Linked DNA regions of Homo sapiens: region 1 is linked to region 2. A link is a loop called in an ENCODE intact Hi-C map of the cell type or tissue named here. Cell type or tissue: PC-3. All regions are shown on one strand. Each heading gives the region's core, and the rest is flanking DNA. Links, peaks and the distances in the headings are about the cores only.

Region 1 (7,375 bases), core at 1,521-6,520, 65 kb before region 2:
GAAATGTAGAACAGAACCAATACCACTCCAAAAAGGTTTTAGCCCATTTTCCACCATGTTGGTTGAAACATTACTGTAAATAGTAGCGGTTTGACTAGCTGCCCCCAAAAGGATACGTCCCACCAGAACTTGTGAATATGATCTTATTTGGAAAAAGGATTTTTGCAGGTGTAATTAAGGCTGAGATCATCCCGGATGGTCAGTGGGCCCTAAATCCAATGACAGGTGTCCTTATAAAAGAAAGGCAGAAGGAGATTCGACAGACTCAGACACACAGGGAGGAACGTTATGTGAAGACAGAGGCAAAAACTGCAGTTCTGCAGCTCCAGGCCAAAAAAATGCCTGGAGCCATCAGACGCTGGGAGAGGGATGGAAGATTTTTTCCCCTAGAGACTTCAGAGGGCACAGCTCTGCCAACACCTTGATTTCAGACTTCTGGCCCCTAGAACTGAGAGAGAATCAATTGTTTTGTTGTTTAAGCCCCACAGTTGGGGGTGATGTGTATGGCAGCCCTAGGAAACTACTAGGGGACAGCCCAGCATCTCTTTAAAAATACTTTCACCTTCCCCTTGGGGTTTTAAAAACATTCATTTAAACCAGCTTCAATCCCCTATTTATTTATTTATTTATTTATTTATTTATTTTTGAGACAGAGTCTCGCTCTGTTGCCCAGGCTGGAGTGCAGTGGCGCAATCTCGGCTCACGGCAAGCTCCGCCTCCTGGGTTCACGCCATTCTTCTGCCTCAGCCTCCCGAGTAGCTGGGACTTCAGGCGCCCGCCACCACGCCCGGCTAATTTTTTGTATTTTTTAGTAGAGACGGGGTTTCACCGTGTTAGCCAGGATGGTCTCGATCTCCTGACCTTGTGATCCGCCCGCCTCAGCCTCCCAAAGTACTGGGATTACAGGCGTGAGCCACTGCACCCGGCCCAATCCCCAATTTAAACATGAAGCAGGAACATCTCTCTCTAAACGTACTGAACACTGGGGTATTCCCAGAAAGAAGCGATCTCGCCACTTGAGCCCAACTCAGACAAATGCCAACGTGGCAGACATGCTTGACGCTGCTTGGTGCTGGTGCTGGGAGGAGACAGCTTTTCCACCATCGCTTCCTGTCGGAAGGCAGGAGATAGGCTGGCAGGACAGTAAAGATCAGTAGGGAGTTGCTAGCATGAGGTCATTTTTGGTGTGAAAGTGTCATCATTCAAGAGGGTGGTCCTCAGCTAGCATAGGCCCATGTACACTCTGTGGTATAGAGCATGACTACCCGCCATGATGCCTCCAAAAGGATGCTGTCAGTCTCTGTGCAGGCTGGGGACACGGACCATCTTCTACATGGGTGCAAGATGCACCCTCCGGCCTCATTCATCCTTTAATTCAAGAAGAGAACAAAGTTTTCTGAGCCCTGATGGTTGGCCCTGCCTGATTGGCGCTCACCACACCACACTCTCACTCAGATGCCCTTGTGACCCAGGATGCGATTTACAAAAACAATGGCAGACAAGTGGCAGGAAGCAGAGATATGGTGAGGCTCTAGCATATCCTGAAGTTCACTGTTTGACGAGCAACCAAGGAGAGAGACTGCAGTACAAAATATAGATGCTTGCATTTGGCAAGGAAGCTGAGGTGATCACCAATTTAAAATACCCACTAGGCCTTCACTACTGAATTCACCTATCTCAGTATGCTAGGACCAAGAGAACTTTCTACATAGACCTGAATTCAGGTAGAACTTCCTTTCTTAAATTCCTGGGAAATAATATTGACAGCAATCACCTATGCTTCACAATGTACTGGTTTAAGAATAGGGAGCTAGACACTCCTGTAATCCCAGCACTTTGGGAGGCCGAGGTGGGTGTATCACCTGAGATCAGGAGTTTGAGATCAGCCTGACAAACGTGGTGAAACCCTATCTCTACTAAAAATAAAAAATTAGCTCGGCGTGGTGGCTCGTGCTTGTAGTCCCAGCTACTCGGGAAGCTAAGGCAGGAGAATCTCTTGAACTTGGGAAGCGGAGGTTGCAGTGAACTGGTATTGTACCACTGCACTCTAGCCTGGGCGACAGAGTGAGACTCCATCTAAAAAAAAAAAAAAAGAATAGGGAGCTAGAGAAATACTCTTGGAGGCATTTTCCTTGACCATAGAACAAATTATTACCATCTTAACTGCACATTTCAGTTTTGATGAGATGAATGTTTTTATTTTTTAGTTTTAACTGTGGTCAGACACACATAAAGTTTACCTTTTGTTTTTGAGAAAGGGTCTTGCTCTACTGCCCAGACTGCAGTGCAGTGGCACAATCACAGCTCACTGCAAAAATTTACCATTTTAAAGGGTACAATTTAATAGCATTAAGTAACCATTTCAAACTATAGAGTTCAGTACCATTTTAGTGGTTTAATGGTTACCAGCGAAGTAACCATGTTTAAAGTGCACAATTCAGTAGGGTTAAGCACATTCACATTGCTGTATAGCCAATCCCCAGAAGAACTTTTTCATCTTGCAAAACTGAAACTCTACATCCATTTAAACAATAGCTCCCTATTCCCCTCTCCCCTCAGCTTCTGGCAACTATAATTCCACTTCTGTCTCTATGAATTCGACTACTCTGGATATCTCATATAAGTAAAATCACACCATATTAGTCTTGTGACGGGCTTATTTCACTTCACATAATGTCTTCAAGTTTCATGCATGTTGTAGTATGTGTCCAAATTTCCTTCCTTCCTTCCTTATTATTATTTCTTCACTCCTTATTATTCATTCCCTTCCCTTTCAAGGCTCAGTAATACTCCATTTATGTATATGCCACATTTTGTTTACCTATTTATCCCTTGGACATTTGGGTTGTTTCCACCTTTTGGCTATTGTGAATAATGTTGCCATAAACATGGATATACAAACGATGATTTAAATGTTTAATTTTTCTTTAGTGGGTAAAATTCTCCTTGTACTTCTCTTTGCATATTCAGAATCAAAATATACCATCTAATTGTTAGTTATCAATAATCTTGAAGAGATTCCTGGAGGTTTAAATCATGGGGTTCTTCTCATGGGGTCCCTCTCAGCCAAAGATTCTCTCGAAGGAACCCCACTGTACATTGACAAACAATTTCTAGCAGTTATATTCTTGTTTGATCATGAAGAATACATGTAGCCTCTGCCTCTTTGCCAAAGGTTGCTCTTATTCACACATCAGAACTGGAATTGATTTCTGTCTTCTACTTACACACATTTATAACTCCTGTGGCAAATACTACAGTATTTCTAAGTAATTTAAGACATTGTTTCTTGAAACTTGACTCCTTGGGTCATCCTAGTGAATTTTGAATGGACTTCTGTAAGGGGAAAGCTATACTCCTCATCCTTGAATTCCCATGGGGGCCGGGCACGGTGGCTCACGCCTGTAATCCCAGCACTTTGGGAGGCCAAGGCGGGTAGATCACGAGGTCAGGAGATCGAGACTATCCTGGCTAACATGATGAAACCCCATCTCTACTAAAAATACAAAAAATTAGCCGGGCGTGGTGGTGGGCGCCTGTAGTCCCAGCTACTTGGGAGGCTGAGGCAGGAGAATGGCATGAACCCAGGAGGCGGAGCTTGCAGTGAGCCGAAATTGCGCCACTGCATTCCAGCCTGGGCAACAGAGCGAGACTCTGTCTCAAAAAAAAAAACACCAAAAAACAAAAAACAAAACAAAAACAAAAACAAAGAATTCCCATGGGTTCCTCTACTACCTCAACCTCGCCTGAAATAGAGATTTGAGGGCCCACATTTCCCCAAAACATGTTCTTTTAAAAAATAACTTATTTCTTTACTTTTTCAACTTTTACTAAGATTCAGCAGGTACATGTACAGGTTTGTTACCTGGGTTTATTTCATGATGCTGAGGTTTGGGGTATGAATGATCCCTTCACCCGCATAGCAAGCATAGTATCCCAACGGTTAGTTTTTCAACCCTTGCCCCTCTTCTTCTCACCCCTCTCTAGTAGTCCCCAGTGTCTACCGTTCTCATCTTTATGTCCATGTGTACCCAATGTTTAGCTCCCACTTATAAGTGAGAACATGTAGTATTTGGTTTTCTGTTCCTGTGTTAATTCACTTAAGATAATGGCCTCCAGCTGCATCCCTGTTGCTGCCAAGGACATGATTTCATTCTCTTTTATGGCTGCATAGTATTCTGTGGTGTATATGTACCACATTTTCTTTATGTAATTCACTGTTGATGGGCACCTAGGTTGATTCCATATCTTTGCACTTTGTGAATAGTGCTGTGATGAACATACAAGTGCATGTGTCTTTTTGGTGGAACCATTAATTTCCTTTGGGTGTATACCAGGTAATGGGATTGCTGGGTCAAATGGTAGTGTTTTAAGTTCTTTGAGATATCTCCAAATTGTTTCCCACAGTGGCTGAACTCATTTAGATTTCCACCAACAGTATGTAAGTGTTCCCTTTTCTCTGTAGCCTCACCAACATCTCTTATTTGTTTACTTTTTAATAATAGCCATTCTGACTTGTATGAGATGGTATCTCATTGTGGTTTTGATTTGCATTTCCCTGATGATTAATGATGAGCAATTTTTCATATGTTTCTTGGCCACTTGTATGTCTTGTAAGAAGTGTCTGTTCATGTCTCCAAACACGTTCTGCTAGTCTCATGAGCATAAGCTCAGTGCTTACACGTTGTGTTGATTTGTAAAGATGGCCCATTTCTGTTGAAGGGCTAATGCCCATTTTTAATGCCAGGCAGGTGGTCCCAGGCCAGGTAGCCCTTGAGGTCAACCACTCTACTACAGAGACCAGGGAGGACGCAGAGGCCACCATGTGAATCTAAGGACCAGTCCTCTTCTCTTTCACTACAGCCCTACCCTGGGTCTTCCTAGATGTCACATTCAAAAAGAGCAAGGGGGTTGAGGGGAACTCTCAAAGGCTGATCACTTATGTGTCATCAAAGAGGCTCCCACTCCACCAATTACTCACTGTGTGGCTTGTCATAAAACCTTGCTGTGCCTCAGCTTCCTGATCTGTCCTAAGAGGTTCATCGTTGTACCCATAAAATTGTGTTATGATTGTTCAATGAACTGACATTTTTAAATGCCTAAGAGTACCTTACACATACTTAGCTCTCTTTTAGCTCTTATATCATTATGAACAGATCACTAGTTTGGAATGGATTAGAGCCATTTTTGTATTCCTTCCTCTCTCACTCACTCTCCTTCCCCCCAGTAACCCAATGAGGTGGGAGTCTTCTAGAGAAATGCAAATCATTGAACAGGAAAATGAAAGGAGGATGTGTATTTTCCTTGTAAGTGAATGTGCAACCCGCACCATACCAGCTTTGGTTAAGAGAGGTAGGAAACAGACTGAAAACACTGAGGACTTATGAAGAACCCGAAAGAATGTACTGCATAAGATAGGCTGGTTTTTTAAGTTTTTACCAAGTGTTGACAAGATCTATGAAATGAATGCCACCCCGAGGTGGGAAGGCTGCTCGTGAAACCAGCTATGGGTTAGGAAGAATGAAGCCAGCTATGACAGCCTTTCTGACTGGGTCCTTCATCTGGAGCCTGGTCCCACATCAGTGTGACAAGCAGGCTCCTGAAGAAATAAATGACATGCTAGTCCCTGTGTCCATAGGCCACTGTCTCCACTGCCTGGTCATCGATTCTGAATCCTTTCCTGTTATCCCTTCCTACCAGATCCTCCCACTAATTCTCAATGGGTACCCTGAGCTGGGCCTGCCTTATCTTTTCTGTAAACAGCCTTTAAAGGTAATGAAAGAAAGATGTTGACTTTTATGGCTCATAAAGCTGCTTGCAGATATCCAATTTAGCACAACCTACTTCCACTAACAGTATAGTTTAACACTTCCTTCACACCGCAGGGATCTTAAATTTTCAGTGGCCAACGATGAACTGAAAATGAACCGAAAGAGGCTGCATCGTGAAGAGGCTAGCTTGTAAATTAGAGGTTTGTCCCACGTAGGAAACCTGACACCTTTTGAAAATGACAAGGATAGTCTTTTGAGTGTCACCACAGAACAACAGCAGAAATTTATGATGTTTTCGGAGGGTGTAATCAAACTGTAAGCCTGACATCAAATCCCTCTTGGTCTCTTTTTTCTCGTCTGTAAAATAAGAGGGTTGAACAGTTGATTTTCATGTCTCTTTTGGCTCTCACATATTGTGATTCTAATACTGGAGTGCCTGTGGCTAGGTGACGTGGGATTACAAAGTCTTTCACAAATTCAAAGTGGGGAGCTGGCCCCAACACTTGCGGGCTACTTTTAGACATGATGCAACTGGCCTTTACGGATGACGCTGACTCATTCCAACCCCAGACAGGCCCTGCCTCCTCTGAGGACTTTTCTGCCCACAACACCTTCAGCTACCACGATCCATGCACACCTCCCACCTCTTCATCTTCCTGGAGCAGCCTTTGTCACGCCTCCAAGCACACCTTGCGAACCACATCTGCCCATGTTTCTGGAGCAAAAAAGGAATTACCCCCGTTGCCAAGGAGGCAGCAGTGTGGAGTAAACACTGGTGGCCCCTCTTTGGACCCCCTACTCACCCCTCCAGAACACAAGAGCAGCCATTTTTCTGGCCGCAGGAGACCATGGCACTAGTGGGTGGGGCCATTTTGGTTCCGGCCTGGCCCGGAAGCTGGCTCCCAAGGCCTCCCCACAGTCTGGCGAGGACGGCAGTGCGCATGCTTCTCCTTCCACACCCCATACTTCTCCCTTGGTGCAGGGCGCAGGGTCTGTCTTTTAGAAGCAGCCTTAGGACCCCCAAGTTGTCACTTCCACAGGCGGGGGCGACTGAGACTCTGAGATGGCTCAGAACCTTTGCAGCAGCCCCAGCTCTCCAGGAGGCGAGAACCAGCCTCCATCTTTGAGACTTAGGGAGGAGCAAGTCCATTGAAACTTAGGTTTTAGGTTTGCGTTTGGGATGTGGAAGCCACATCCTCCACAGTTTCTCAGAAAAGGTGTGCTTTGGGTAATGAGGCTGTGCCTTGTTTGGCATCTTGTGTTTGTTTCACCTAAACATTGGAGTAGTTGAGGGGTGCGAGGTGGATACCCCAGACACTCTTGAGGACCTGCCAGGTACCAAGCGCTCAGCTTATCTAGACTTTCAGATTCATGTTCTTTTTCCTCATTGGAAGTGGCTCTCTAGGCCCGTTTTTCCGTGAACGAAAGAGATCCTTGCTTCTCATCTCTCAAGCTCAGGTTGCAAACTTACCTCTTTCATGAGGCCTCCAGAAATGGTTTCAAGTCAAGAGATACCACGCCTCGAATTTCATTATACTTATAAGCGCTATGTGATGTATTAATTTTAAACACATTTAAATCCCCTAGTTATTTCTTCCTGTTCA
Region 2 (7,375 bases), core at 1,574-6,573:
ACTGGAACCCTTGTGCACTATTGGTGGAAATGTAAAATGGTACCGCTGCCATGGAAAACAGTATGGCAGCTCCTCAAAAGATTAAAAATAGAGGACCATACAATCCAGCAATCTTATTTCTGCACAAATATCCAAAAGAATTGAGAGCAGGGACTCGAAGAGATATCTGTGCACCCATGTTCATAGCAAATATTATTCATAACAGCCAAATGGTAGAAGCAACCTAAATGTCCACCAATGGATGAATGAATTAATGAAATGTGGCATCCACATCCAATGGAATAGTATTTAGCCTTGAAAAGGAGGAAAATTCTGACACGTGCTACAACATGGATGAACCCTGAGGACATTATGCTAAGTGAAATAAGCAAGTCACAAAAAGACAAACACTGGTGAGCATATGATTCCACTGATATGAGGTACCAAAAGTAATCAAATTCATAGAGGCGGAAAGTAGATTAGAAGTTACCAGGGGCTGAGGGAAGGGGGAAATGAGGAGTTATTGTTTAATGAGTACAGGGTTTCAGTTTTGCAAGATGGAAAGTTCTGGAGATGGGTTGTACAACAATGAGAATGTACTTAACACCACTAACTATACACTTACAAATGAGTAAGACAGGAAATTTTATGTTACGTATATTTTACCACAATTAAAACACACAAAAACGAAAACAAAGGCTTGAAAGTGGGGATATAAATCCTGGCTTCCCTCTTCTACCTTCAAATTTTGTGACTCCAGATAAGCTATTTATTGAATTATGGATGCTCAGATTCCTTATTTGTGAAATGGGGATAATAATAGTGCCTTCCTCTCAGGGTTATGAGGGCGATATGAGTGAACACATGTAGCATATTTAGCATGGTATTTGGCTACGATAAGCACGCCATAAATGTTGACTTAGGGTCCTAGCAGTAGGTATGGAGTATTTAGCCAATAACAATTATGGGTAATGATTTTAAAATTTGACAATATATTGGGATTATGTTTGTAAAAGGAATCTTTATCTTTTAGAGGTATTTACTAGTATATTTCTAGATGAAATAAAATGTAAATGGGATTTTCTTCAAAATAATCAGGGTTGGGGGAATAGGGGTAGATAAGAACACAGATGGCATAAGATTGGCTGTCATCTGATGACTGCTAAGGGTGGGTAATAGGTATGTGGGATTATTATACTATTCTCTCTACTTTCGTGTATGCTTGAAAATGTTCATAAAATTTCCATAAATAGATTTCCATAATGGAATTAAACAAAAAAATCCTTGATCCCAATCTTTGATGATGGCTTTCAGATAATTTTTCAAACTATTACATGGTCATGGATTTGGTATTGCTGACCCCACGTCCTGTCTATCTACAGTTTTTCTTCAGGAAAAATTAGGCTGCATGTGAGCACAAGATAAAAATATTGATGTTCTTAGCATCTTAAAACTGTGTTTTTCTCAAGTTTCCTATTCTTCTGCCCCTTTCACTAAAAATGTGCATATAACCTTCACCCATTCCCACCATCATTTTGATAACACCCTTCTAATCTGTTGTACCTCTCATCAATTTCATCAAAAGAGGTCAAGTGATTAGCCGGGTGTGGTGGCGCACGCCTGTAATCCCAGCTACTCGGGAGGCTGAGGCAGGAGAATCGCTTGAACCTGGAAGGTGGAGGTTGCAGTGAGATCATGCTATTGCACTCCAGCCTGGGCGACAAGCAAAACTTCATTTCAGGAAAAAAAAAAAAAAAAAAAAAAAAAAGAGGTCAAGTGAGACAAAATAAGTCCAAAGCACAGTATTTTGCTTTAGATGCCAGGGAGACCAAGGTGGGAGGACCGTTTGAGGCCTGGAGTTCAAGACGAACTTGGGCAACAAAGCGAGATCCTGTCTCTAGAAAAAATAAACAGTATCAGCTGGGGCCGAGCACAGTGGCTCATGTCTGTAATTCCAGCACTTTGGGAAGCTGAAGTGGGCGGATCACCTGAGGTCAGGGGTTCGAGACCAGCCTGGCCGACATGGTGAAACCCTGTCTCTACTAAAAATAAAAAATTAGCCGGGCGTAGTGGCACATGCCTGTAATTCCAGCTACTCAGGAGGCTGAGGCATGAGAATTGCTTGAACTTGGGGGGTGGAGGCTGCAGTGAGCTGACACTGCATGCCACTGCACTCCAGGCTGGGCAACAGAGTGAGACTCTGACTCAAAAAAAAAAAAAAAAAAAAAAAAAAAAAAAAAAAAATTAGCCAGGATGGTGGTGCATGCCTATAGTCCCAGCTACTCAGGAAGCTGATGTGGGACGATTGCTTGCGCCCAGGAGGCAGAGTTTGCAATGAGCTGTGATCACACCATTGCACTCCAGCCTGGGTGACAGAGGGAGACCCTCTCTCAAAACAAACAAACAAACAAGAACCAACAAAAGCCTTACTGTTTCTCTTAATGTAAATACCCAAATCAATATTCCTACCCCACTGGCCTCATGCTACAACACTATTTCTAGAGGCTCTAACAGACCAGCAACCAACTGGCTTCCTCATCTTATCCGGGACTTTTGGGCCATTCTGGTTCAGAGCTGGGCTGGTGGTAGAACTGATAACACCATTTTCTAGGCTAGAGGAAAGGATGGGAGAGTAGAAAGGGTGCCCCAGAGAATTTAAACGGAACTGCCCTTTTAGACAGTAACACTATAGTTAAGGAACGAATAGAGGGACACTACATTTCCTTGTTTATGTATTATCAATGGTGATGTTTACAATACTCCCTTTCCAAGAGGCAAACATGAAGGAATTAAACCAGGCAGAGTCTTTGAAATAATAATTTCCCCACTACTGCTACTTGCTGAGAAACCCTTTTCACTGTGGCAATCTAAAATTAACCTTGTAAAACACACTATGTGGAAAAACAAAACAAAACAAAAAATAAGCTGACTTCTTAAAAAATTTTTCAAAGTATTGGCTAACATATCAAAAGCCAAATCTCTAGCAATATAATTTAAATGCCAGGTTACACTGCTCCTTCCTGGCCACCCATACTATCCCCCAAGTACAATTTTTTTTTTTTTAATAAACAGCAAAAATGAATGGTTATGTTTATCAAGTTTTAGAGTTATCTCCTGATCATGCAGGCTGATGCATTTGGTAGGATTTTAACAAAAGCTGGTCTATACCATTCCAGTACGGGTTAGACGGCCATGCACGCAGATCCTTCATGGGCACTTGTGAAGCACATGTGAATTATCACTGCTGTCGGACACAAGAATCCAGTGCCACAGTCAGTGAGAACACAGACAATAGTATTGTCTTTGTTGCTATTGCCAGAGTGAAGCGGTACTATTGCCAGAGTGAAGCGGTATTCCCTTTATTTTAACGAACATGTCCTTGCAATTTATTTTGAGGAACAAGATTATGCACAGATTAAAACAATTTCGGAATTACATGGCCAGATAAATATCAGTTATTTTTTTCCATATGTTAAATCACTGTTATATGCTTTTTTTTTTTAAGCGCTTAACAATTGTGTTGGAGAAAGGACATCAAATGATGCTTAGAAATGTGATACACATTTTCATTTCACACTCCATCAGCTTTTACAACTGTAGCTCAATGAAATGTGAGAGAGCTTGGCAAACGGCCATATTTACCAAGGTATAAAATAGGGGTCAGGTTACTTTTTTATAGAAAGAAAAAAATGTTTAATTTTCACTCCACATGACTAAAGTAGATATCCAGCTAACACCCTTCTGAAAGGCACCATAACTGCATATATGATATGGTTTAGTGCCTGTTCAGCTGTAGGTTTTTACTACAGTATAAACAGCTTTGTAAAGCAAGAAAACACCCCTTTCTTCATCCCCTTCCACTCAGGATCTACTGACATAGAAACATACTGGATCAGATCATCTTTTGGTGTCAACATTTTCACCTGCAAATAATGGCTTTTACCCCCTGCTTCTAAACTGGAAGCAGAAAGAGCTTATTCTCTTTACAGCCAGAGAAGCAAAGCTATCGGCATCAGCAAAAACACATCTTTCTAATTCAGATTTCAATCTGTCAGAAAGGATTAAAGCCTCATGCATACATAAAAAGGGAACTATAAATGATAACAGAAACATGGCCTGGAATCACTGTGCTTCCACAGCTGCTGTTTTACTAGCAGGGTAGAGAGGAGAGCATCTTTTACTTACCTTTGTCAAACCCGAGACTTCTCCCTTTGCTAGCGGTTTGCTGATGGAGGGCGTGTACACTTTGGCATCAGATACTGGCTGCCCTTTCATAAAATGTTTGCCTGATTCATAGATGTCCACTTCAACCATCTTCCCCATGAACGCAGGGTTCTTTGGCACTAAAACCTTAAACACATTTGTTTCAGAGGCTTAATTTTTAAAAATAAACATTTTACTTTAGAACAGTTTCAGATTTATAGAATTATTGCAAAGATAGTATGGAGAGCTCCTGTATACCTAACTCCCAGTTTTCTTATTATTTACCGTCTTACATTAGTATAGCACTTTTGCCACAATTAATGAACCCAAATTGATATATTAATATTATTAACCGAAGGCATACCTAATTATCCAGGTTTCCTCATTGTCCCTCAATGTCATTTTTCTGTTCTGGGATCCCCTACAAAGTGGACTCTATCTTCTAGCTGCTCAAGGGTCTGCAGAGCCTGCAGGAAGGAAAGGCACTCCTGGGAGGGGCTCCTGGGCCCCTGGGCAGTGCTTTTCCAGTGCAGGATGTGCCTGATGTCCTGAGGCACGTGGAAGGCAGACCTGGGAAATCCCCCAGCAATCAGCCAGCCACTTCTGGACAGGCCTTTGATATCTTGCTTTTGGCTATTCCATGCAATGAGGAAAACCGAGACAATACTGATGAAAGCCTTATACTTTTAATACTTTCCAAGTGAGCTGTCAGAGTAATGGTTTGAAAAGACACTTCAAACAGGCCTGCGTGTTTGTGTCCGTGCATGTGTGTGCTGTGTTTTGAGGGAGAAGGAGGTACATTTAAAAGAACCTTCCAATAACACTGTACACTGCTGTTTGGAGCTAAATGACTCCTGAAACTAACAGCTGCCGTTCATTTCCCTTGCTCTGTTAGAAAAGGCATGTGTTTGTCAGTCCTGGGAATCTACCTCCATCTAGAACCAGTCCTCTGAAGGGTACTTTGGCTTGTTCACAGGAAACTGTCAGGTGGTCTCTTTCCACTAGAGATTCCTGATAAAAGTACTTGTTTACTTCAAGCAAACGTTTCCCTTCCTTTGGGACCCACAGGTAGCTTGTGTGTGTGATGTCTCCCTTACACTTCTATTTTAGCACTGCAGCGACTTGCCAGTCTTTTCAAGTTAGAATCCAAAATAAATAGACCAGTTCTAATCCAGTAATACTTGGATATCTAGATACAATCTTCATCTCTGGAACTCATCTTATTTAGAAAAATAATTCCTAGAAAATCTTTGATATGCTTAGTTATAGAGACAGAAAAGTCAGATGAGAGCCAGGAGTTCCACAGCCAATCTCTCTGAAAGGCAAAATTGAATCTTGGTCTGAGTTTGATTTTTATGACCACTGAGTACACTGCTTCATCAAAGTAGAAGAAAAAGGTCACCTGGGTGGTGAATTACTTAGGGCAGGCAAAAAGAACTAAAAGAGCTTTAGTGTTAGGATATAAAAAGCCCATTTAAATCAGTTTTTATAAAATAAGAAAATCTCTAGACCAAACTAACCCTGGGAGATTTGGTACTATTCTGGGGAAAAATAACCCTCCTTGATCTGCTGCCTTGATCTGAATGAAGGGCTCAGTGTTTTCCCCTCCTCCAGTTTTAATAATTGGAAAAAGCCCGACTGCTTTAAATTGGAGGAAGCAGCTAACGAGGCATGCCACTGCCTTTAAAATGAAGGGAAAAAAGTTCCCTGCTGAGGCAAAACCCAGATGGCAAGAGAAAGGAGAGAGAAGAGGCAACCAAAATGCAATCAAGCTCCTCCCCAGGGCTGAGCAGAAGGTTGGCCTGAATAGGAAAATGGCCCTCTGGGGTATATTAATGAGATGGGGAAATGGGGAAGCGATGCAGGCCAGACATGGAGTGCTGGGAGCCCTTCCTCAACTGCAGTCTCCACCGGTACTGAACAGAGCACGTTTAGTCTGGGCTTTGAAAAGCTCCCCTGTTTCCTGGGGACGCACTGCCCAGTCTGAGATGATTCCCTGGGGAATGTCAATGCTGGGGGCCTCTTCAGCTCCTGCTTTCCTGCCTTCTGACACAGGCAGCCTGCTTCCTCTGCCCATCCCTCATCCGACTTGTCCACCTTGGCCTTCAGCATCTTCTCAAGCTCTAATTCCAGCCATGATCCATAGCAAACATTTTCACCTCTTATCTGATAAGAAAGAAGCAAAAAAGTAGGAAGCTCCATTTGATTTTAATACAATCCAGAATGATCAGTGAAAATCTCCGTACGCCCATGACAGTCTCCCACACAGGCTATCATGAGATGGGAGACACAGGCTACCATAAGATGGGAGAGGAGGGCGTATCCCATCTCTTCCCTGGCCTTGGCCCTTGCCAGGGTCAATGACCCTGAAAGAGGCACTCTCTTTTCCTCAGTCACTTTTGAATTGCTCTCCCACCTGGAGGAGTAGAAACCCTGATGCTGAAACAGAAGTCAGGCTCCTCGGTGGGCAAAGGCAGGCCAACTTAGATGGCCAGGGAAGGAGGGCTAGTAATTGGGGGCGCCCCTAGGGATGGCCTTCAAAGCTCTCACAGTGAAGCTGGTTTGATCCTCACACTGGTCTGCACAGTTGTTCATACAATTAGAGTTGAGTCCAAGGAATAGACTCCTTTTCCTCTGCTCCCAGCATTTTTATTAAGGTAGAAGTTAAAAAAACAGATGCTAAAACTAAACAAAACTAAAAAACCAACCAACCAACCAACCAATCAACCAACCAACTAAAAAAACTGTCCGGGTGATGTACCAGCGAGAGGAAATCCCTGCCCTTTCATGCTGCTGTCGCCCATGCAGACATCCTTCCTGTGGTCTGAGCAGGACTTTCCCCCCTGCTTTGCCAGGGTGTGGGAATTCTGGCAGTGCTAATTGCCTGGTTCCAAACGCCCAAAAGCCTAAAGCTGGTCCTGTCAAAGATTAATGTGAACTAAAATAGACTAAATACACCTATTCCTTTGTACAGAACATATTGTAGAGTAAGTCACAAAGATAAAGTCCATGTTAGCCTGGCTGGCTTGAAGCGATAAAACAGCCTTGTTGTGACAAGATTCAACACTCTCCCCTTTAAATGCCCTTTGCTTAAACTTTCAGAACTCTTTCTCACTTTGGAGAAAACTCAAGAATACTGAAGTGCCTCTTACCTGCTCATAGAATTGATTGTGTGCAACATAAAACTTGGAAT

The links. Peaks named below come from ENCODE experiments on the same cell type or tissue, not always from the same donor. Only the 100,000 strongest peaks of a DNase experiment are listed, where the experiment ranks them.
Region 1: a loop joins it to region 2, with 11 times the contacts of the local background. A loop is called at or near these places in 1 of 110 quality-filtered maps.

Annotation. Positions count from the first base shown.
Region 1 is chr6:21,263,059-21,270,433 of GRCh38, reverse strand. No RefSeq gene overlaps it. Among named protein-coding and RNA genes, the nearest start is that of LINC00581, 250 kb to the left of the region's middle. RefSeq lists enhancers at 6,127-6,246, 6,257-6,316, 6,337-6,386, 6,563-7,063. In PC-3, for the core only: no CTCF peak of the experiment used is centred there; DNase peaks (open chromatin) are centred at 4,593 and 4,923; H3K27ac peaks cover 2,521 bases.
Region 2 is chr6:21,198,064-21,205,438 of GRCh38, reverse strand. It overlaps CDKAL1 (CDKAL1 threonylcarbamoyladenosine tRNA methylthiotransferase), which reads right to left. Exons shown (of 16, transcript NM_017774.3): 14 at 7,335-7,375; 15 at 4,165-4,329. Among named protein-coding and RNA genes, the nearest start is that of LINC00581, 310 kb to the left of the region's middle. In PC-3, for the core only: no CTCF peak of the experiment used is centred there; no DNase peak of the experiment used is centred there.